Linked DNA regions of Mus musculus: all the other regions are linked to region 3. Evidence: chromatin loops called from intact Hi-C (ENCODE). Cell type or tissue: heart. All regions are shown on one strand. Links, peaks and the distances in the headings refer to the core of each region. The heading gives the core; the rest is flanking DNA. Region 1 overlaps Gm35190 (a long non-coding RNA gene). Region 2 overlaps Gm35190 (a long non-coding RNA gene). Region 3 overlaps Net1 (neuroepithelial cell transforming gene 1).

Region 1 (7,119 bases), core at 1,867-4,366, 160 kb before region 3:
CTTCCACCTCCCTCTCATTGTCCCTGAGATTATAGGCACAGAGGATTGAGGAAGGACAGAAACAGACTTCCTTTAGCTGTTCTAGATTTTGGGAATTGAGCTGAAGTTCTCCTGCTTGTCAGAGCATTACTAAGGAACAATCCCCATCTCCCCAGCCCCTGTTCAAAGCCTTTAAAGGCTCCAGCATCTCCTATGGAGGCTTAGCTCCTAGACAGTGACTTAAATCTTACAGAGTGATAGGAGACTGTTCTCAGCTTTCAGGGTGGAGTGGGGGTGGGGAATGGATGGTGCAGATTTTTGGCTTTCCTGGCATCAAGACCACTGTGCTCCTGAGCAGACATGACCTTGGGTGAGACCCGAGCATGAAGATGTATTGGTCTACAAGCAAACTGAAGGTTTGAACCAAAGCAAGGTTTTTCTCCTCTAGAAAAATAGACAATCCATCCTCACTGGGTTTCTGATCTTCCCCAAACCCATTGGAAAGGAAAAGTAAGTTAAATTCTTAGGACTCCAGGATGCTGTAGGTGGAGCCAGTGGTAGAAGTTATATTCTCCTGCTGGCCTCAGGTTCTTAGAAGACAGCCTTTGACTAGCCAGTACAGGGACAGACCTCTCATTAGGTCCCTTCAGGCCACAAAACCACATAAACACCTTGTAGTTCAGGCCAGCCTTGGGAGGGTGACTGGCTCCTCACTCCTCTCTTGGGAGTGGAGTAGCACAACGTGACATGAGAGTTTTGTGGCTACATTGGAGTGGCAATGCTCTTCACATCCATCTTTGGGATACTTAGATAAGGGTTACGTTTAATGAGATGTTAAGAGGCCTGTGTGGCTAGGCAGCCATGCTCATTGGCCCCCATTGTTTCAGACTCCGTCTCTCCTACAAGATGGTCTGGTAAGATGTAAAAAAATGAGTGAAATCTCCTTCCAGGAGAAAAGCTCACTATAAGGTTGGCACAAGATTTCAGACTTTTCCTTCTAACAGCATGAGATCCTGGGGACAGTCCAATTCCATGGGGTTTGTTGTCTTAAGAGTCTCATAGCCAAAGGGAAAGACACATATGTCCCTTTAGAGAATCTTTACTTCTGCCAGGATGGTAACTATCTCAGCACTCAAAGTAGGAGGATAGAGAGTGCAAGGCTAGCCTAGGTTGTATAATGAGTTCCTGGCTAGCCTGGGCTATAGGTCAACTCAGAATCGAGTCCTGAGCGTGCTGAGGTTTATCAGAACCCTCCAGGAAGAATGATTCTCCATTTGGAAAGCACACAGGCAAATACTGAACTAGAGTGACATCACTAAACATTAATCTCCTCTCTTAAGCTTGAGAACCTTAACCCACTAAGCTCTAACCAAAACACTAGAGAGGAGATAGCTTTGTTTTCTCCATGGTATAGATGAAGCAACTGACACCCACAGGCAGATTAAGTAATTTCTCCAAGGACACACACACAATCACTAGAGCTATGCTTCAAACCCAAGTAGTTTGGCTTTAGGATTCATCTTAATAGCATTCATGAAAGTCTGAGACATATCTATATGTGTTTTAAATATAGCAATTGAACCTTGTTCAAACTGCGTGGGGCAGTTTGACTTTTAAGACATGCACACTTGGAGGATTCCCAGCTCCTAGGAAAAACATGAAGGGTGCAGATAATAGCTAACCAAGGACTTAGGCGTATTACAGTTGTATCTGTTTCCCAAGCTATGAGGTCCTACTAACTTATACTCACTTAAGACAATTTCCACTTAGCCAGGTTCTCCTATGGTAGTCTCAGTCCATTTTCCTAACTTGATAAGGTGGGGATTTTGTTTCTTAAATATCGGTAGCGTTATCTGAAGTAGATTCACTCTCCATTTAGGCCATCTCCAAATGAGGTCATCTCTGGATGGGATCATCTCTGGATGGGGTCATTTACAGATGGGTCATCTACACACGGGGTCATCATCTATAGATGGGGTCATCTACAGACAGGGTCATCTCCGGATGAGGTCATCTATAGATCTGATCAGAGTGATTTCATTCTAGTCACTAAAAAAGTGAAAGAATGTAACGACTAAATGGTGAGCTCTGGGCCTGGGGAGGTAGGTGACTTAGTAAAGCACCAGACATGCTAGCATGGAGGCCAAGTTCAGATCACCAGCATCCACAGAGAAGTCAGGAGTGGTCCATGAATCTGTAACCCCAGCACTTAGAAGACAGAGACAAGAGGATCTCTGGAGCTTGTTGGCTAGCCTTAGCCTGACTAACTCAGTGAATTCCATGTTTAGTGAGAGACCTTGTCTCCAATCAGTGAGAGACCTTGTCTCAAAAAAAAAAAAATTGAGGAAGATAGAAATGTTGACCTCTGTTCACATGTGTATATACATGAAGACACACAGACATGCACCACAGACATACACACAGGCACACACAGACACATAGGCACACATACAGAAACAAACACACACAGATATACATAGATATACACAGACACACACAGACACACACATTGACACAGACACACACACACACACACACACACACAGACACACACACACACACACACACACACACACACACACACACACAAGGTGAGGAAAGGGATGGCCACAGACTTTAGTCTTTGTTATGTAATCCCACAGACACAGCACCATGTAACTATCATCACCCTTTCCCAGGAAGGTTGTGACAGAGAGTTTCTATATTGAGTCACACTGCCATCAGCTTCTGTGTCCCCCTCCCCACCTCTCCTCCCAAATCTTGCTCCCTCCCCTTCTTTTATGAGCTGCGGGGAGTGTCCTCAGAACAGGTCCTGAAACCAGAGCTGTTTGGCCAGCATTCCACCCATTGTCCTCAGCACTGGCAGAGCAGAAAAAACCTGCCTGAGATTCTCATTACAGTGCCTGCTTCGGGAGGCCAAGAGCCAGCTGCAGTAGTTTCCAGGGCAACCAACATTGTAGAAAAAGGTCACAAAAAAAAGCCTAGAGGCTCTTGACCCGGCCTTTAAGAGTCAAGGAGTTGAAGGGAGGGCCAGAGATTGTTGTGAGCAAAGGTGGCTGTTCAGTAGTGATTGTTCCAAATGTCAGCTGAGAATCAGAGCTGCACCCTCTAGGCCTGGCAGCTCCCCAGCATAGCGTCCCTGCTGTAGATCACTGGCTTGATCCTCTGTGTGTCTCCATCACCAGGGGTCCCCTTGGTCCTGCAAAGTCCTTTGTATTTTGTGTGTTATGTACTGACACTCTGCTAACTAATTGTATTTCAATTGCTCACCCCTTTCTCCCAGCCTCTGTTGGAATTTCTTTTCTTATCCTTTCCCAAACGTGAGGAAATTAGTGTCTGAGGGCTCAATAAACTACCGTATAATGAAAAGAAACTCTGAGGTAGTTTTGATGGCAGATCCATCAGTTAAGAAGCAGAGGCAAGCTTGTCCTCTCCTGACCACTGTAGTGAGTCACTGAGCAACTTTTGCTGCGACCTTAACTTTCCTGGCAGGTGTAAAGACATTCTGAAAAAGACTGGCAGACTTCTGAAACAGCAGTCCCCAAGGAACTAGAATTTCCCCTAGTAAATTTCCTGGGATCTTATGGTAAGAGAGGGAAAGGTAGAAGCTTGGTGGCAACCAGAAGAGGAGCTTGTCTCTCAGAAACAGATTTGACTTGGTTCCATCCTGAGCGAAAGCCTGGAGCTGAGACACTGATGGGTCAGAGACAGATGATACCACAAATGGACTAGGATTGCGTATGCAGCCTTCTTACCCTCTATTTAAACCTAAACCTCATCTCAGGATTCTAAAGGTGGACTCAAGGGTACCATTCAAGCCTCTCCTTGTTTGTCTGCTTAATTAGCAAATTGGAGATAGGTGGACAAGCTAGCTTGTTTGGGCAGCCAAGGCTCATGATCTGACTTTAGTAATTCTGGTGAATCAGAGCAGGGATTAATTTCTTTCAAAGGTGTTGAAATTCATGGTTAAGCTTAACTTTTCTCCATGTTGTTTTATTCAAGCTCCATCTAGCAGCTCAAGAAGCCGGCCATAGCGCTGACCCTTGCTACTGCTCTTCGAGAGGAAGTTCTTTCTTCCTTTAGATTCTTTCTGCTTTTAGATACTCCAGTAACTTACTTGCCTGAGCTTAAGGCATGCCTTCTTGGAAGCAGTGTGTCTTATTCCTACCCAATCTGTAAGCATGTTTCTAACCTGTTAAAGTAGCAATATCCCAACTCTAACTTTCCTTAAATGTCCTAATTAAGACATGACTTAGAAACATGTGTTTAGAATATAATATTCTAAACCTCAGCTTAGAGACACTGGATAAAACTGAGCAGAAGCCAGGCGTGGAAGGTAGCACACACCTTTAATCCCAGAACTTGGGAGGCAGAGGCAGGTGGATTTCTGAGTTCGAGGCCAGCCTGGTCTACAGAGTGAGTTCCAGGACAGCCAGGGCTACACAGAGAAACCCTGTCTCAAAAAACCAAAAATCAAACAAACAAACAAAAAAAACCAAACCAAACCAACCAACCAAAACAAAACAAAAAACAGAACTGAGCAGATTAGGATCTGATTTGGAAAAGCTGCCTGAAGCAATGAGTATATATGGGGCAGTTGGTACAAGGACTACCTTCTTGTCTTGGGTTTAAGTCCTTATCATTCTATCTGGCCTCAAGACGAGCACTCTTTACCTGTGGTGTGGACTGACTTTCAAGAGCTCTATCAACCTGCTCATGAACTTCCCCAGCTAAGGAGATCTTGGAGATCCCACGACTGGACTCAGGCTGATTCCATGGGCTCTGCTTGCTTTGTTCCTTCTCCAATGCACCAAGAGGCTAGTACGTTTCTGTAGCCAGTGGTACTAAGGGCTAACTGAACTCGAGCCTCAGAAGGAATAGGAGAGAGAGCTTCTGGCCTTGGGCTATCTACCAGACACCTCATATCTCCTGACTGCTAGGCTAAGCCAGAGGTAACCTTTTCTCTACAAGCGGCTCTTCAAGTTCTTTTTTTTTTTTTTTAACATTGATCATATTTTATTTTATTTTATTTTTTCCATTTTTATTAGGTATTTAGCTCATTTATATTTCCAATGCTATACCAAAAGTCCCCCATACCCACCCACCCCTACTCCCATACCCACCCACTCCCCCTTTTTGGCCCTGGCGTTCCCCTGTACTGGGGCATATAAAGTTTACGTGTCCAATGGGCCTCTCTTTCCAGTGATGGCTGACTAGGCCATATTTTGATACATATGCAGCTAGAGTCAAGAGCTCCGGAGTACTGGTTAGTTCATAATGTTGTTCCACCTATAGGGCTGCAGATCCCTTTAGCTCCTTGGCTACTTTCTCTAGCTCCTCCATTGGGAGCCCTGTGATCCATCCATTAGCTGACTGTGAGCATCCACTTCTGTGTTTGCTAGGCCCCAGCATAGTCTCACAAGAGACAGCTACATCTGGGTCCTTTCGATAAAATCTTGCTAGTGTATGCAATGGTGTCAGCGTTTGGATGCTGATTATGGGGTGGATCCCTGGATATGGCAGTCTCTACATGGTCCATCCTTTCATCTTAGCTCCAAACTTTGTCTCTGTAACTCCTTCCATGGGTGTTTCGTTCCCAATTCTAAGGAGGGGCATAGTGTCCACACTTCAGTCTTCATTCTTCTTGAGTTTCATGTGTTTAGCAAATTGTATCTTATATTTTGGGTATCCTAGGTTTGGGGCTAATATCCACTTATCAGTGAGTACATATTGTGTGAGTTCCTTTGTGAATGTGTTACCTCACTCAGGATGATGCCCTCCAGGTCCATCCATTTGGCTAGGAATTTCATAAATTCATTCTTTTTAATAGCTGAGTAGTACTCCATTGTGTAGATGTACCACATTTTCTGTATCCATTCCTCTGTTGAGGGGCATCTGGGTTCTTTCCAGCTTCTGGCTATTATAAATAAGGCTGCTATGAACATAGTGGAGCATGTGTCCTTCTTACTAGTTGGGGCATCTTCTGTATATATGCCCAGGAGAGGTATTGCTGGATCCTCCGGTAGTACTATGTCCAATTTTCTGAGGAACCGCCAGACTGATTTCCAGAGTGGTTGTACAAGCCTGCAATCCCAACAACAATGGAGGAGTGTTCCTCTTTCTCCACATCCACGCCAGCATCTGCTGTCACCTGAATTTTTGATCTTAGCCATTCTGACTGGTGTGAGGTGGAATCTCAGGGTTGTTTTGATTTGCATTTCCCTGATGATTAAGGATGTTGAACATTTTTTCAGGTGCTTCTCTGCCATTCGGTATTCCTCAGGTGAGAATTCTTTGTTCAGTTCTGAGCCCCATTTTTTAATGGGGTTGATTTTCTGAAGTCCACCTTCTTGAGTTCTTTATATATGTTGGATATTAGTCCCCTATCTGATTTAGGATAGGTAAAGATCCTTTCCCAATCTGTTGGTGGTCTTTTTGTCTTATTGACGGTGTCTTTTGCCTTGCAGAAACTTTGGAGTTTCATTAGGTCCCATTTGTCAATTCTCGATCTTACAGTACAAGCCATTGCTGTTCTGTTCAGGAATTTTTCCCCTATGCCCATATCTTCAAGGCTTTCTCCCACTTTCTCCTCTATAAGTTTCAGTGTCTCTGGTTTTATGTGAAGTTCCTTGATCCACTTAGATTTGACCTTATTACAAGGAGATAAGTATGGATCGATTCGCATTCTTCTACACGATAACAGCCAGTTGTGCCAGCACCAATAGTTGAAAATGCTGTCTTTCTTCCACTGGATGGTTTTAGCTCCCTTGTCGAAGATCAAGTGACCATAGGTGTGTGGGTTCATTTCTGGGTCTTCAATTCTATTCCATTGGTCTACTTGTCTGTCTCTATACCAGTACCATGCAGTTTTTTATCACAATTGCTCTGTAGTAAAGCTTTAGGTCAGGAATGGTGATTCCACCAGATGTTCTTTTATCCTTGAGAAGACTTTTTGCTATCCTAGGTTTTTTTGTTATTCCAGATGAATTTGCAAATTGCTCCTTCTAATTCGTTGAAGAATTGAGTTGGAATTTTGATGGGGATTGCATTGAATCTGTAGATTGCTTTTGGCAAGATAGCCATTTTTACAATGTTGATCCTGCCAATCAATGAGCATGGGAGATCTTTCCATCTTCTGAG
Region 2 (7,119 bases), core at 2,032-4,531, 150 kb before region 3:
GCTGATGTCATCCTGGGAAGGTCACCCTCTCTGTGACTCAGTGTATTATCAGCTTCCGCTTACTGTGGCAAAATACCCAAGATAATCAACTATGTTATTAGGAGGAAAGATTCATTTTGGCTCATGGCTTTAGTCTGTGACTGCTTTGGGGATGTGTGGTAGAGGAAGACATCATGGTACGTGCAATTGAGTGTGTGTGGGTGCTCTTCTGTGCATGTACACGTGGGAGCTGGAAATGAATGAATATTCTTCTATTGCTTGCCTCCTTACTGCCTTGAGGCAGGGTTTCTCCTGGAAGCAGAAGCTTGCCGCTTTGTCTAGCCTACTATTTTATGAACAGTAATAAATGAGGGGCAACCACAAAGGACACAGGGTTCTGGAGTCTTGGGACTATGTGTATGGTAGCTGGGAAGAAGATGAAGGAGACGGAGAAGAAGGAGGAGGAGGAGGAGGAGGAGGAGGAGGAGGAGGAGGAGGAGGAGGAGGAGGAGGAGAAGAAGAAGAAGAAGAAGAAGAAGAAGAAGAAGAAGAAGAAGAAGAAGAAGAAGAAGAAGAAGAAAGAGAGAGGAGAGGGGAAGGGGGAGGGGGAGGGAGAAGAGGGAGAGAGAGAGAAAGACAAAGAAAAGAGGGGTTGGGTTCCAATACTTTGTTTAAAGCCATTTCCCAGTGTCTTAACTTCCTCTCAAGAGGCCCCACCCTCTAAGGGTTTCACTCTTTCCTAACAGCACTAGAGGCTGATTACCAAACCATCAACACCTGGCCTTTGGAGACATTGACCATCCAAGCAGTCATATTAGTTTCTCATTTGTGAAATGAGGCCACACAAGTGTCTGTGAGGATGGGATGTGTTAATAGGCACGTAATGCACTTCCCACCGGTTCTGTGTGGTGTGGCTATGAGTGCCGGCATGACAAGGGTCAGAGGTAGCTGGCCTCTGACTCTCATCTAGCTGGGTGTTCCATTGAGTACCTTCTCTACACTACAATCTTTCTTTGTGTCTTCCTTGAGCCTTTATGCTGAGACTGATCAGTATAGAGATATCATACTATCTGGCCCTGGAGTGAGGTTAAGTTATGGGAAGGACACCCAGTTTCCCGACCCACACAGTCATTCTTTCTCATTGTCTGGTTGTGCAGCAGGTGTGGACAGCCTGGGGATGTCTTCTCATCACATTACTAAATGCCTTGGGGAGCAACTGTGTTTTATCCCCAGCCTCTGTAGATTGACAGTGACCAATCATCAAGTGTGTGCCTGTGGGAAGTACCAAGGAGCATGGAGTCAGGATGCTGTTCCTGAATGTGGTGGGTGACAGCCCCAGACTGAGTATCTGGGCTAGTGATGGGAGTCTGAGGTATGACAGAAGTCAGGTTTGCTGTGATGAGCAATGTCATCGGCACTGATGGATGAGTCACCAGAGGTACCAAAGCCCTTCAGCAGCCAGTCCATACATTAGAGCTCTTGTAAAGACTTTATGAGATTCTGAATGCAGTGCTCTGAACTCAGATCTCAACACATGGCAAGTTCTCAATATTTGTGCGTATGTCTATGTGCCTGAGTGTTCCACTTGTGTGTATGTGTAGAAGGGCATATGGAGATCAGAGAGTATTTTGGTTGTCATTCCCTAGGTACTGCCTCTCTTTTCCTCCTCTTCCTCCTCTTCCTTCTCCTCCTCTCTCACTCTGTCGTTGTCTCTCTCTCTTTCCAATATAGGCTTTCTCACTGGCTTGAACTCACCAAGTAGGCTAGGCTGACTGGCCTTTGAGTCCTAGAGATCTGCCTATCCCTGCTTCCGAAGCACTGGAATTAAGTGTGTGCCACTATGCCCAGCTTTTCAAAAATATGGCTTCTGGGGATCTAACTAAGGTCCTTATGCTTACAAAGCAAGTATTTTACAGATTGAGCTGTTCATTGTCATGTGTCAGATTCTCTATGGATGAGCTATCAAACACCTAATTTCTCTAGCCAGGCAGAGTTGACCTCACCGATATATATATATATATCGTCAGTGAGGTATATATATCCATCAGTGGTGTGTGTGTATATATATATATGTATATGTGTGTATATATATATATAAAATCAGTGAGGTATATATATATTCACCTGTCTAATGGCCTATAAGTCCTTCTTTCCCTGATTGTTCAGTTGTTACACTCATTCTAGAAAATCCTAGCCAACCAGCATAAACTTCTTGAATGGAGAGACTACTCCTACTTATATAGAAGACTTGGTCGAGTCTCTGTATTTCTTAGCTACACTTTCCTGGCATGTTGCACGGTTTCTCTTGTGTTTAATTTCTACCAGGATCTTGGTTCTATGTGGCTTAAATAACTTTTATGAGGCAGACTGAATGACTCAGTGGCCTGTCATTGTGTTTGTCCTCAGCAATGCATTTAATCTCTCTGAACTTTAGATTCCTCACGCTATAATGCAGGCAACGCACAACAGTAATCGGCTCCAGACGCTGCGGGCATCCAAAGCCACTTGTGTAAACGCTCCCTGAGCTCCCAAGCAAAGACATAAGGAAGCATTTTGGGACTTGTCCTTAGAGGGGATGAATGGAATTAGAAAAAATGTGTCCTAGCCCAGGGGCACCAATCAACAAAGCAAAGAGGAACTCTTTCTAACATCAGCGCTGTGAGGAGCTGCGGCTTTGCGTCTGGGGATATCCTAGTCTAGGAAGCTGTTTGTGTGTGCGCCATGACAGACAATGACACAAGCAGAGATGAGTCTGGTGACAGAGCTCCGAGGAGAACAGACATCCCCTCAGATCTGTTCTGTGGAGGGCTGGGGTGTCCCGGAATGCCTGACGAGATCTTTGTCACTTTGCCTGGATTTCCATTAAGCACCCTCCAGTAAGAAAATCCTTGCTGTCAGGTTTTTCTCCCTGATTTTGGCTCATGCAGCCTGCTGGGGCTGGCTGTGTGTGGAGAACCCCTCCCTCCATTGTTAAAGTCACATTTCAGGAAGTATAGGATCAACTCGGGAGATGGAGTTTGGATTCTCTGATCCCAATCCGGAGGAATGCCACCCAAACCTTAACTGTATAAAAGGACAGTATTTATCATATGGCTTCCTCTCTCCCTGCCCCCTGGCTGGCCTTTACCAAGTTTGCAACCTAAAGCAAGAAGAAAGGCCTACCAATAGAACCCCTCTCAAGACTCACATTCATCCCCTCCCCGCCGCTGCCTGCGCTGCCTGTTCAGGCCTCAGTGTTCCATCTGTTAAGACTCTGTTGTTAAGTTTTGAGACGGGATCTTACTATGTAGCTCAGGCAGGCCTGGAGCTTGCTATGTAGCCCAAGCTGGCCGTAACTTCACCAGTCACAGGTCTCAAACTCTCAAATGCTGACATTTCAGGCCTGTACTGCTATGCCTGGTATATCTGCAAGACACCCCCCCCCCCCCCCCCCGCACCTCTCTCAAGCATCTCCCACAGAGGTCTTAAAGTATGGAATCAAGTGTGCCTGGCATGTGGTAAATGTCTGGGAAGACTACTCTAGTTCGTATCTAGGCCCTACCGGGCCTTCAGAACTGGCATCCCAGCCATGGCCAGTAGAAGGCTCACTTTTCTGTTTTTGCAAAACTCAAACCGAGTTGGTATTAAATCTTAATTTACTCAAATAATTAAACACTACAAAAATTTTGATTTATTTGTATTTATGATGTCTATGGGCTGCAGCTGTCTCCCAGAATCCTCTGTCCAACTCTAACACCTAGGAGTGTCAATAATCTGTCTCCTCCTATGAGAACAAAGGTTGTACCTTAGAAGCACAGGATTCATGTTTTTATACTGGGGGCCTGGCAGTGGGCCTGGTCAGACCTTTGTTCAAGTTTGGAATGCTTCCACCCACACCCAAAAGACATGCTATTTATGACCATGAACAAAGTATGTTACACATGTGTGCCAATTCATGAACAAAAATGAAACAATGTCATTATTACTAAATGGAGCTTTCTTAACAATGTATTGAGTTCTACAAACAGCCCTCTGACCTGTTTCATCTCTGAGCTCTGTTTCTGTCCTTCAGCCCTTCTCTATGCCTATAGAAATCAGTGGCTCTGCAATAATGAGAAACCATAAACTTGACACCCATGTCCCAACACTAAGCTGCCCTTAAATTGAGACTATAATCATAATTGGTACATAATAATAATAATAATAATGTGTACCAACAACTGTATACTACATGATTTATTTTGGAACCTTAGTCTTTCTAATTGTTCTGCAAGGTGGTTTTTGTTTCCTGTTTAACAGTTAATTTGAACTCAAGTTGAGTACTTTGTCAAAGTTTGCCTGGCGGATGCCTCATTAGCTCTTTTAGCCTTGGACACATGCACAACTGCAAATCTTCGAACATAGAAGCTATGGGTATCACGGCAGAGCATTAAAACTGACAACTAAGTCAACCTGGATATACAAACCAAACCAATACCCACATAAATGAAAATAGTTAGGTGTCCAGTTCCAGGGAATTGATGTCCTCTTTTGGACTCCACATGTTGTCATAGTCACACAAGCAAACAAAACATCTATATACATACATAAACAAGTATTTAAAAAATGTTTATCTATGCATATGTGTGTTGTTAAGTGAATGTATTTGTAGCACATGTGTGCACGTGCGTGTTGAAGCCAGAAGAGTGTCAGATCCCTAGAGTTGGAGTTACGGTGGTGAGGGAAGCCGTGCACTCTCTCTGCAGGTGCTTTTAATTCTTGAACCATCTTTCCACTCCCCCTCCCAAGCTCTCCATATGGACCCCGAGGCAGGCATTTCACCAGCTGGGCCATTTCCCAGCATCTGTGTGCAGTTATTGAAGGGACTGGTATCTCTTTGAGCCAAATCCTCAATTGGTTCAAATGGGCAATGGTAGAGATGGAAGAACCTGGAGGTCACTTGAAAGGGAGAATTCAGCTCAGATGAATACTTACCACACACTTGCTGTGATCCAGGCCTGATGCTAGGCATGGGCCCTCTAAAAGGTAAAGGCAGTTGCTGGGCCTAGTGCTGTTACAGGCTTATAAATTTAGCTAATGAAGAGACTGATAGAGGAGAATCCCAAGTTTAAGGTCTGCTGGGACTACAAAGTGAGACACTGTCTTTAAAATTAAAGAAATGAGTAAACAAATACCTAAAAAAAATCTGGAAATACAGGGCAGTGATAGGATGTTTGTCTGACATGTGCAAGATTCCTGGGTTCAATTCTCAGCACAGGAAAATAAAAATAAAAAGTGAGGCAGAAATCTGAGGGATCAACAAGAAGTGAGGGTATTGGCAAGGCTAGGGGTAAGAAAGCAGTGCTCAAGGCTCTGGGTGTGTTGATGTGCTTCTAAGACAGCTCTCTAGGCCTCCTTATGACCTGCTGTAAGCAGACCCTAGAAGGCCACACTCAGATCTGGACTCCTTCTAGCCTGTGTTTCTGGTTCTGTTATATGTGATACACACATCGAGGTGAGCCAAACTTGGTCTCGTGTCACTGTGTCCTGTCCAGGGCACTCAGTGGTAGTGGGAGGAAGTATGCCCCAGTGGCTTCAAAGTGGGGACACACCCTTTCCTCCAAGCCCAGCCAGCTGTGTGATGCTGCCATGTGACATAGCACTGGGCACACCATGTCAGAGCTCGATGTAGGAACAATGTGACCTCCCTTCCCTTGGACCTTTGTGTCCATGGCAGGGAACAACCTCTCTCAAAGGTGGCCCTTGTCCTGTAAAGCTTGACTGCCTATGTGCCATGTCATGCCCCTCCTTGGAGCCTTTCTTCTTACTGTGGCTCCCAGATAGGGCTCTGTTGTTCATCTGACTCTTTCCAGCCTCCACCCCCACCTCCCCTGGGCTCTTGGCTGAGATTCCACACTTGGCTTATCTTCAGATGGATATATGGGCCTCTTAAAAACACCTGCTTCTGTTCACATTTTAATGAAGGTTCAGGATGAAGCCTGGAAGTCTGTTTGCCTGGAGGTTTCTCTGGAGATTTCAGCAACAACCCAGACTCAAACCCAGTACCGTACAGTACAACCCTATCCTGGGACCCTGTATCTGTTTTCTAGGGCTACACTTCTCTGGTGATAATTTTAAAGGCTAGGTATTCTCTACATAGCAAAGGAAAAACTTGAGTTTTTGGTAGTCCTGCCATGACCATCCAAGTGCTAAGATCACAGGAGTGTGCCACCATACCCAGTTTATGCAGGCCTGGGGATCAGAACCCAGGCCTCCTACACTCCAGGCAGGCACTCTACCAACTGAACTACATATCAAGTCCTAACTTGAATTTGAATGCAGGCTTCATGAGTGTGTGTGTGTGTGTGTGTGTGTGTGTGTGTGTGTAAAACTATTAACCTTCACATGTTTTCTTAAGCAAGATTATTACCAGGTTTAAAGAAGATAATAGATATAGAATGCTCAGAAAAAGACCCATGTGTACTCAAAGCTCAAGAAATGTTAGCCACTGTGATGATTAGATTGTTGTCCCAAGAATGTGGAATTACAAGGATTTGGGACCGTTTGTACTGGTGGTCAAGATGTGGAGTTCAGAACACAGGGCTCTGTGGAGAAAAACACATTTGTGGTTGAGGTCACAAGCCAGGGACTGAGGCCACAAGCCTGGGATCCAGGCCAGGTCCTGGCAGCAGCCACTCACTTGCTGAGTGACCTGAGCAATGCATTTGACCCCTCAGGGCTCCCATTTCCTCCTCTGCACAACCAAGATTAAGTCCTTTCTTGTTTACTTCACACTTGGTTGCAAGAATAGAACCAAGAGGGTAATGGTTCTCCTTATCTTGCCTTTGCTATAACCCAAGGTGGCCAGGGGAGACATGCCCAGGCAGGAGTGAGCATGGACCTGTACTTCTGGAGTGCTCTTAAAGGAGACTCAAGAATGTTCATATGAAGAGAGTTGGGGGAAAAGGGCAACCACCACGAGGGCTGATCACTCTTCATTCTTTCTTCAGCCCCTTCCTTTCTGAAATTTTGCATTATTATGATTTCTCTCCCCTTCTTCCTCATCCTCCCCCCTCCTCTTCACTAAGGTTCATATGTGGCTCAGACTGGCCTCAAATTTGCTATGTAACTGAGGATAACCTTCAACTCTGGATCCTTTTGCCTGCACCTCTAAAGTGTTGA
Region 3 (7,119 bases), core at 2,446-4,945:
GAAGGCTGGACAAGGTGGTGTACAGCTTTAATCCGAACACTTTCGAGGCAGAGTCAGGTAGATCTCTTTGAGTTCAAGGCAAAAGGCCGGTCAGGACTACATAGTGACACTGTCTCAAAAATAGATCACCATTAAATTAAAAAGTAACAGAAAAACATTCTTTCCCCTAAAATTTCTGACAAGAACAAATTACTTTAAAAGAGAGGGGTGCAAGGAAACCAAGTAAAAATAACTCTCGTATAATTTAAGAACAAAGTGGGAAAAAAGGACAAAGTTAGAAAGAAGCATAAATGAGTCCACAGCCCACGAAGCATCTAGCTCCTGAGTGTGCACATACACGCACCAGAAGGAACCTCAGAGACTCAAGGACTTCAAAGAGAATCCAAACTCTGGAGGCTTGAAGAGACAGGGTTGTAAACCACTCCCTCCTCCTCCAAATAACTAACTGGGAAGCAAAACTTAAACTACAAACCACAATGAGCTGAACAAGAAGCCTTTGAGCCACGCAGTAAAGTGGCATATGCCGTCTGACAAGGGCCTTCAGCACACATCTGTGCAGACTGAGTGACACACGCGTGTGCAGGGGCAGCTAGAGGCATTCCTTTCCATTTAGTAAAGACGGCACAAAGCGTCTCCTGTTTGAATGGAGATAGAATTACCTCACAAAGCAAGATATGCCACCATGAACTGGAACCAAAGCAGCTGCCTGACTCGTGTGCTTTGGAAGCAGAGGTTAGCACCTCTTCCCTGTTCAAAGCATAAAAGTTTCACTTCCTAGTAAATCACCAAATATTTAAGCTCCGTTTGAAGGTCTTTAGAAAGGTGCACCTCCCAGTGAGTCAGAAAGTAAAAGTCAGTTTACCTAAGAAGACATTTTGATATTATCATACTAAATAAAATTGTCAAATTCTTGCCTTTTAAGATTAGTTAATGTAAAACTTCTAAATTCGTGGCAATTACAAACTATGTTATGCTTGGGAGGCAGAGGCAGGTGGATTTCTGAGTTCGAGGCCAGCCTGGTCTACAGAGTGAGTTCCGGGACAGCCAGGGCTACACAGAGAAACACTGTCTCAAAAAAAAAAAAAAAAAAAAAGAAGCCAACAACCCCCCCCCCCCCCATGTAATGTTTAAAATGAAAAAGAAATGATTCTGATTGACTAAGCAGGTCCTGTGAGTATCAGGCAGGCACCCTCTCACTAGAGAACTACAACATGTAGACTTAGGTAACTAAGTGTCTATCTAAAAGCACTTGTAAGGCACTAATATAAATTTTGTGTATGCATTTCTTCAGACTGCACTTGGTGGCTAAACACATTCACAGTTCTTTAAAAATAACTACAATATCACTTCTTTATAAAGCATATTGCTATTCAATAGTCAAGTCTAACATGTTTGGTAAGAAAGTATAGTGTGTGTACTTGGCAGGTTTAAATAGAGCATTGACAGTAGTTCCAGGCTAGCCTGACCTAGCCTGGGCTACCCAGTGTGAACTCAAAAAAAGCAAAAACCAAACCAAACCAAACTAAACCAAAAAGAACTAAACTAAACTAAACCAAACCAAACCAAACCAAAATGGCAAACATGGTGGAACAACCATTTGGGAACTCCTTTTCAAATAATGAAAAATTTTAATGAAAGGTAAAAACATATCACTGTCAATTTCAGGATACAGACACTAGTTGAAGAAAAGATCAAACATAATTTTATTTTATTTTATTTTTGGTGGAGAAGTGAAATGGATTAGGCACTTAAGAGTCAGCAAAAAGGTAGGGGCAAAATCTATATCTTTGGGAATATGGATTACAATTTGAGCTAGGAAAATTATAAGCAAAGCAGTCCTTCTACAGGTCCAAGAGAACTCCTTCAGTTATCTGATTTATTAAGGACAAGAACATCTGCACCATAAGACTGTTGTTACACCTACACGCACCTCTCCCTGGCAGGACTCAGCAGTGATATTTGGACTTGATGAAAGTACACACCCACACTCCCCCACAGGCACAGACACCCAGCCCCCCAAGGCCAGGCTTAATTATATAATGGTGGTGACTTGCTTATCGAGCTGGAAGGTTGTTACAGTGAACACTAGGATTCATAGACACTGATGCCTGTCTCCCCTAAAGACAAGCAGCAAATCTGGGAGAATAAACATGAATGCTAACAAGGCTAACGTCGAGCAACTTCTATCGCAACAGGCAACCTTTTATGAGGGCTAAGGTTCACTTGGAAGGGGCAAAGCCACTCTCAGGGGTCTACGCTGTTTACTTAGGTTAATCTTTAATCAGACTATCTAGTTCAGCTGGCCAGAGCATCCGTCCTAGTAGGAAAGCTGCCTGACCCTGCTGGGCTTTGAGAACTCAATTTGAGTTCACCTCCCCTACTTAGGGGAGGTGTCCTAAAATATTTCCAAAGTATCTATAAGAAAGTTACGTCTACTTTCATGCTAGCTTTCCTGGGATGTATCTTATTTATAAGCACAGCCGCTTGGGTAACCTTTCCCCCAATGATGTCATGACAAGGCATACTTCAGGGTCAGTCAAATCATGGAACTTTAAAGGGCAGCCTGCGTCTCGGTTTTATTCCTTCCTTCAAACATAATCGCTCACTTGGCAACAACTTTGAAAAACAGAAAAACAAGAATAAAAAAGGCTTTTTGAGAGAGATAAAGGCAAGTTTTGATTACAAACTATTTTTCCTTAGGTCATGAGGGCTGTGTTCTGAAGCAGGGACTCTGACCCTGGTTATTTGGATGCTCCAGGAAAATAGCCCATGTCTCATCCTACGGAAAAGGCTCAACCTTGAGGGCCTTGAAAGATAACTACCTTGGGGATTTTCACTCACAGCCTTGTAGGAAGAAGCATTCTCTTGTTGATTTTATAAAATGTAAGAAAAAGTGAACCCAAACAAATAACAAAATTCAGTATCAACCCCCAATGGCGCCCCAATGATTGTATATAACAAGCTGTCTCCTTGAGGCATGTGATTAAACTGCTCATTTAAAAAATGGACAATTACATATATATTTTTCGTAAAAAACCATCACTATCTTCAAAAGATTTGGTAGGCTGAACCCATAACCATTTCTACTGGCAGCAGGAAACACCGCAGCACCAATCAACTGCCAAGATTACAAAAAAATTGCATGAAATAATTTTTTCCATAAATGTTCATAAAGACTTTAGAAAGCCAGGCAGGCAGTGTTCCCCCGACTCAAATACCCTTTCAGAAGGAAAAAGGGAACGGCAAGCCTAACTACACAGGGAAAGAATGAACACGCATCCCAGGTCGGACTTACTCACTTGTTCACCAGCATCGAGAGGAAAATATTTTTCTTTTTCTTTCCTTTCTTAAAACAGTCTCCATGACTTAGTAATGCAAGTTAGGGGGGGGGGGGGAAGCACAACCATATCGAACATGAGAAATGTTTACCCAGAGACTCATATATTTAAAATCTCCTTTGTATGTAACTTTTCACAATTTTAGCTATGCTATAGTAAAAAAAAATTGCTTAAACTTAGACCACAGTTCTTAAACACATTTCAGCCTTGCTTATAATAGTTGCACATTTTAGGATGTAATACGATTAAAAGTTTGAAAGTGAAGTTTAAAATCTTAGAAGTTCTGCGGAGTTGGAAAGCATTCCTTCGGTCTGCTCTTACCTCCTGCTCCCGGAAGGGCTGGTTATTAACATCTAAGACTCGGATCGTCCTTTTAATGGGCAGGAGACCTCCGATCTCATCATGCGCCACCATGCTTTACAAGTGTCCTTTCAAATCTTTCGGGTTAGTCCACATGCGAGTCAGCCCTGCAGGGCAACGCCGCCAAGGCGCCGGGCTTTTCTTCTGAGAGCTCAGCCTGGCCCGGCAGCCATGCGCCCATGCCTCCGCTCGCGGTGGAGCTCTGCTTCTGCAAAGGCAGCGAGCACGCACGCAGAGCTCAGGAGTCCGGGGCGGGGCCAGGACCCACGTGACTCCCGATAACTGCGGAGGGGCGCGCACCTAGGCTGCTCCGCGAGAGCCCGGAGCTGCCTGAGCTAAGCCGGTCCCTCGCAATAAAAAAGGCACTGGAACTTGCACAGAAAGAGCCGAAGCCCACAGGAGGCCGAGTGAACGCCAGAGGAACCTATCTCAGTTACTTCTCTAGCACTTAGTTACTGACAGAGAACCTCTAAAATTTAGAGATTTCTCTAAAATTAGTGCCTTGGAAAGGGCTGAGTATGTGTTAAAAAACTACGCAGCAAAGACTTGTGGGTTAAAAAATTATGTAGTAAAGAAGAGCCTAGTTACCCAGCAGCACCGGCTTAAGCACAACGGTAAAATTACCTGCCTCTTAAAACAAGGTTCCTATGGGGGCCAAAGGATTCATGGGGGAGAGGCCTATATGAAAATGTCACAGTACATCTGTTACTTTGTGCACAGAAAATCTAAAGTAGTTCCTGCTCCCCCCACCCCCTTTTTTTAAATTCAAGGACTGACAGGGAACCACAGAGGGCACCTTCAGTCCACTCTATTCCTATTGGACCACCTGGTCCTGGGAAAAGCTAGACGGGCCTAGTTCAAATTTCCAGGATCAGTATACCGATCTTGGTGTGAGACATTTATGCCATAAAAACACACAGCAGGATCCTCCCCTAAACTTATCTTGATATGGTCTTCATAGGTCCAACAGTCCAGCTTACAAAGCCTGGCATTTTAAAGGGAAGAACAGCCCCACCCCAGGGAGAGCCACCCAGGAGAGGCCAGCTGCCAACTTGTCCAAAACTTTCCTATATGGAAGGGCACTATTTCTCAAGTTAGGACCTGAGATATAGCGGACTTCCTCCCGGATTTGTTTTGCACAGTAGGTAGGCCCATCTTAATTAACAGTGTGCAGATATTATATGCTGGGAAACTGGAAAGCTACAGTGAAGTATTTACAAGTGTAAAATAAGCCCTGTATGAAAAGGCACAACTCTAGATTCTTGGGTGATAAAGTGTAGGCTTTGTAGCCGAGACCCTAGTGTGTAACGGCGGAAGCAGGCTGTATGGAGAGGCAGGGGTAAAAGCTTTTGCAAGTCCAAGTAAGCCGTGTAGTTAGCAAGTGCCATTCAGGGCTACCCTCCTGCCTGACACGTGGGTGGGAAAGCTCGCAGGGAAACTTCTAAAGGTTGGGCTTCCAGGTTGGGCTTCCGTGAACCTCCAATGCCTCGCTGCTTCACCCAGGACTGAGTAAGAGCACAAGGATGAGGAGACAGACTCCTTCCTACAAGGCCACAGGCTGATGACCTTGCAGGCACCTGGGGCTAGAGGTGTTGAAGGTGATTAAAGGTGACTGGGAAACCAGGCAAATCTCAGAAGGCATAAGGTACCAAGAGCTTGAGGACAAATGCAATGTGTCAACGATTTTAAACATATGAGCAACTGTTTCACAAGTTGAACAATGATTTTGCAAGAAAATACTAAATTTCTTTTGATCCACTGCATCTGAAGGAACAAGAACACACAACTGAAGCCACTCAGTCAGATCTGGAGTCATTTGGGAGGGGTGTGGAGAAGATATCTGCATGGATTTTCTTTGGAAAAATCTGAACTAAAACACAGTCCAAGGGGTAAATACTGGAGGAATGACCACCGGGGAAAAATAATTCTGTAAACGAAAGAGAGAGAAAGCAAGAAGGAGGGGAAGAGGGAAGGGAAAGAGCTACAGATCTTTACTGAGCATCTCAGATCTGTCAGCAGGGACAGAGGTAAATCCTGGCAAGGGGGCGGGAGAATCAGTGGCAAACAGTGAGGTGAGACTAAAGCATGATTTACCAATGTACAGCCTAGCACCACCTTGTCCAGGAAGGGCCATGGCTATGTCTGTATCTACACATTCAGGCCACCACCAGGGTCTCGCAGGGCTCTGCATCTTGCTGTTTGAGTGGTGGAGCCTGCTTTAGAGTTGATGACTATTTGTAAAAGCAGCTGGTACACGGCTTCACTTGGAGGCACGTGAATATCATGGACTTTCAGGTAAGATCAAAGGTCCTTCGAGATAATACAAATAAATAGTGTAGGCCAGCAGGACCCGCTGAGACACTTGGTCCAGTTAGCTTCCTCAGTTAAAAACCAACGCAAGTGAGGCCAACAGCATGGCCACACAGTCCCAGCAGGGAAGAGAAGGAAGTGCAGTGGGGTTAGGAAAGAGGCTGCCAGGGATTCTCATGGGTCTCTTACCCAACGTCTTCTCAAAACTGTTTTTCCACTTAGCTCTGTGTGAAGTATGGCCAAGATAAGGAGGGGAAAGGATAGTTTTCATTTCCGTCTTTCAGCTGGGACCCTAGAGGGAAAGACTGATGTCTCAAGCAGAAAGTCTATGTGAAACAAACTGGATCTAGCATAGTGGACCAGTTAAAACCAAAACAGTTTACAGCAAACAAACGAAAACAACAAACCTTTGGCCAGTAAACTCTTAGTTTCATTTTAATGTGTAGGTTTGTGGTCTAATCTTGAACAAGACAACTAGATAACGTCCCAAAGTCACAACATGGACATGTCCACGTTCAGCTGGCACAGACTAGTGACCCATGCTCTTCAGTTTACTCAAGAGGAAACTTAAAGGGAGGGGTGAAGAACAGGAAGGGAACTCTGTGTTACAGCTCCATGCATGTGACTTTATTTAATAATGCTACAAAGCATCACTGCTGTCACCTTGAAGACGGAGAAAGATGGGAATTTAAGAAACTTATCCAAAGGTGCTGGTGACTCCGTGCCTGGAAAGAGTTGAACGTGTTCAACTTTGTTGTGGTATATCTTCCAGACAAGAGACCAGGCATAAACCCCTCAGCATATGTTCTGGTAACCTACACAGTGCGTAGAAAGCACTAGAACGAGGTTCAGAAGAGCGAGATTTCAAATCTAAACCTCCTGAGTCCTGTGCCGATGTTCATTTAATAATGGCTAATGTCTTAAAGAGGAGACCACAGGCAAAGGCTGGGACTTCAGGTGACTTACAATAACAGGATAGGCACAGAGATAAATTAGTTGGTTAACGTTAGGAGAGGCCTTATTTCAACCAGTGGTCATGCCCAGTGAGGCTCTCAACAGCAAGGTTTTCCCAGTTCTTGACTGATGGTACCATGGAGGTAATCAGCCGGTT

What was found. Peaks named below come from ENCODE experiments on the same cell type or tissue, not always from the same donor. Only the 100,000 strongest peaks of a DNase experiment are listed, where the experiment ranks them.
Region 1: a loop joins it to region 3, with 2.4 times the contacts of the local background. A loop is called at or near these places in 2 of 42 quality-filtered maps.
Region 2: it touches region 3 in a loop (2.4-fold over the local background); 4 of 42 quality-filtered maps call a loop at or near these places.

What each region holds. Positions count from the first base shown.
Region 1 is chr13:3,727,702-3,734,820 of GRCm38, forward strand. The region is part of intron 3 of Gm35190 (a long non-coding RNA gene); the gene reads right to left. Among named protein-coding and RNA genes, the nearest start is that of Gm35190, 36 kb to the right of the region's middle. In heart, for the core only: a CTCF peak has its summit at 3,151; a DNase peak (open chromatin) is centred at 2,870; H3K27ac peaks cover 835 bases.
Region 2 is chr13:3,744,266-3,751,384 of GRCm38, forward strand. The region is part of intron 3 of Gm35190 (a long non-coding RNA gene); the gene reads right to left. Among named protein-coding and RNA genes, the nearest start is that of Gm35190, 19 kb to the right of the region's middle. RefSeq lists an enhancer at 1-280. In heart, for the core only: a CTCF peak has its summit at 3,566 (motif pointing right); no DNase peak of the experiment used is centred there; H3K27ac peaks cover 1,010 bases.
Region 3 is chr13:3,889,634-3,896,752 of GRCm38, forward strand. The region is part of intron 3 of Net1 (neuroepithelial cell transforming gene 1); the gene reads right to left. Among named protein-coding and RNA genes, the nearest start is that of Net1, 25 kb to the right of the region's middle. In heart, for the core only: a CTCF peak has its summit at 3,846; a DNase peak (open chromatin) is centred at 3,928; H3K4me3 peaks cover 1,879 bases; H3K27ac peaks cover 2,118 bases.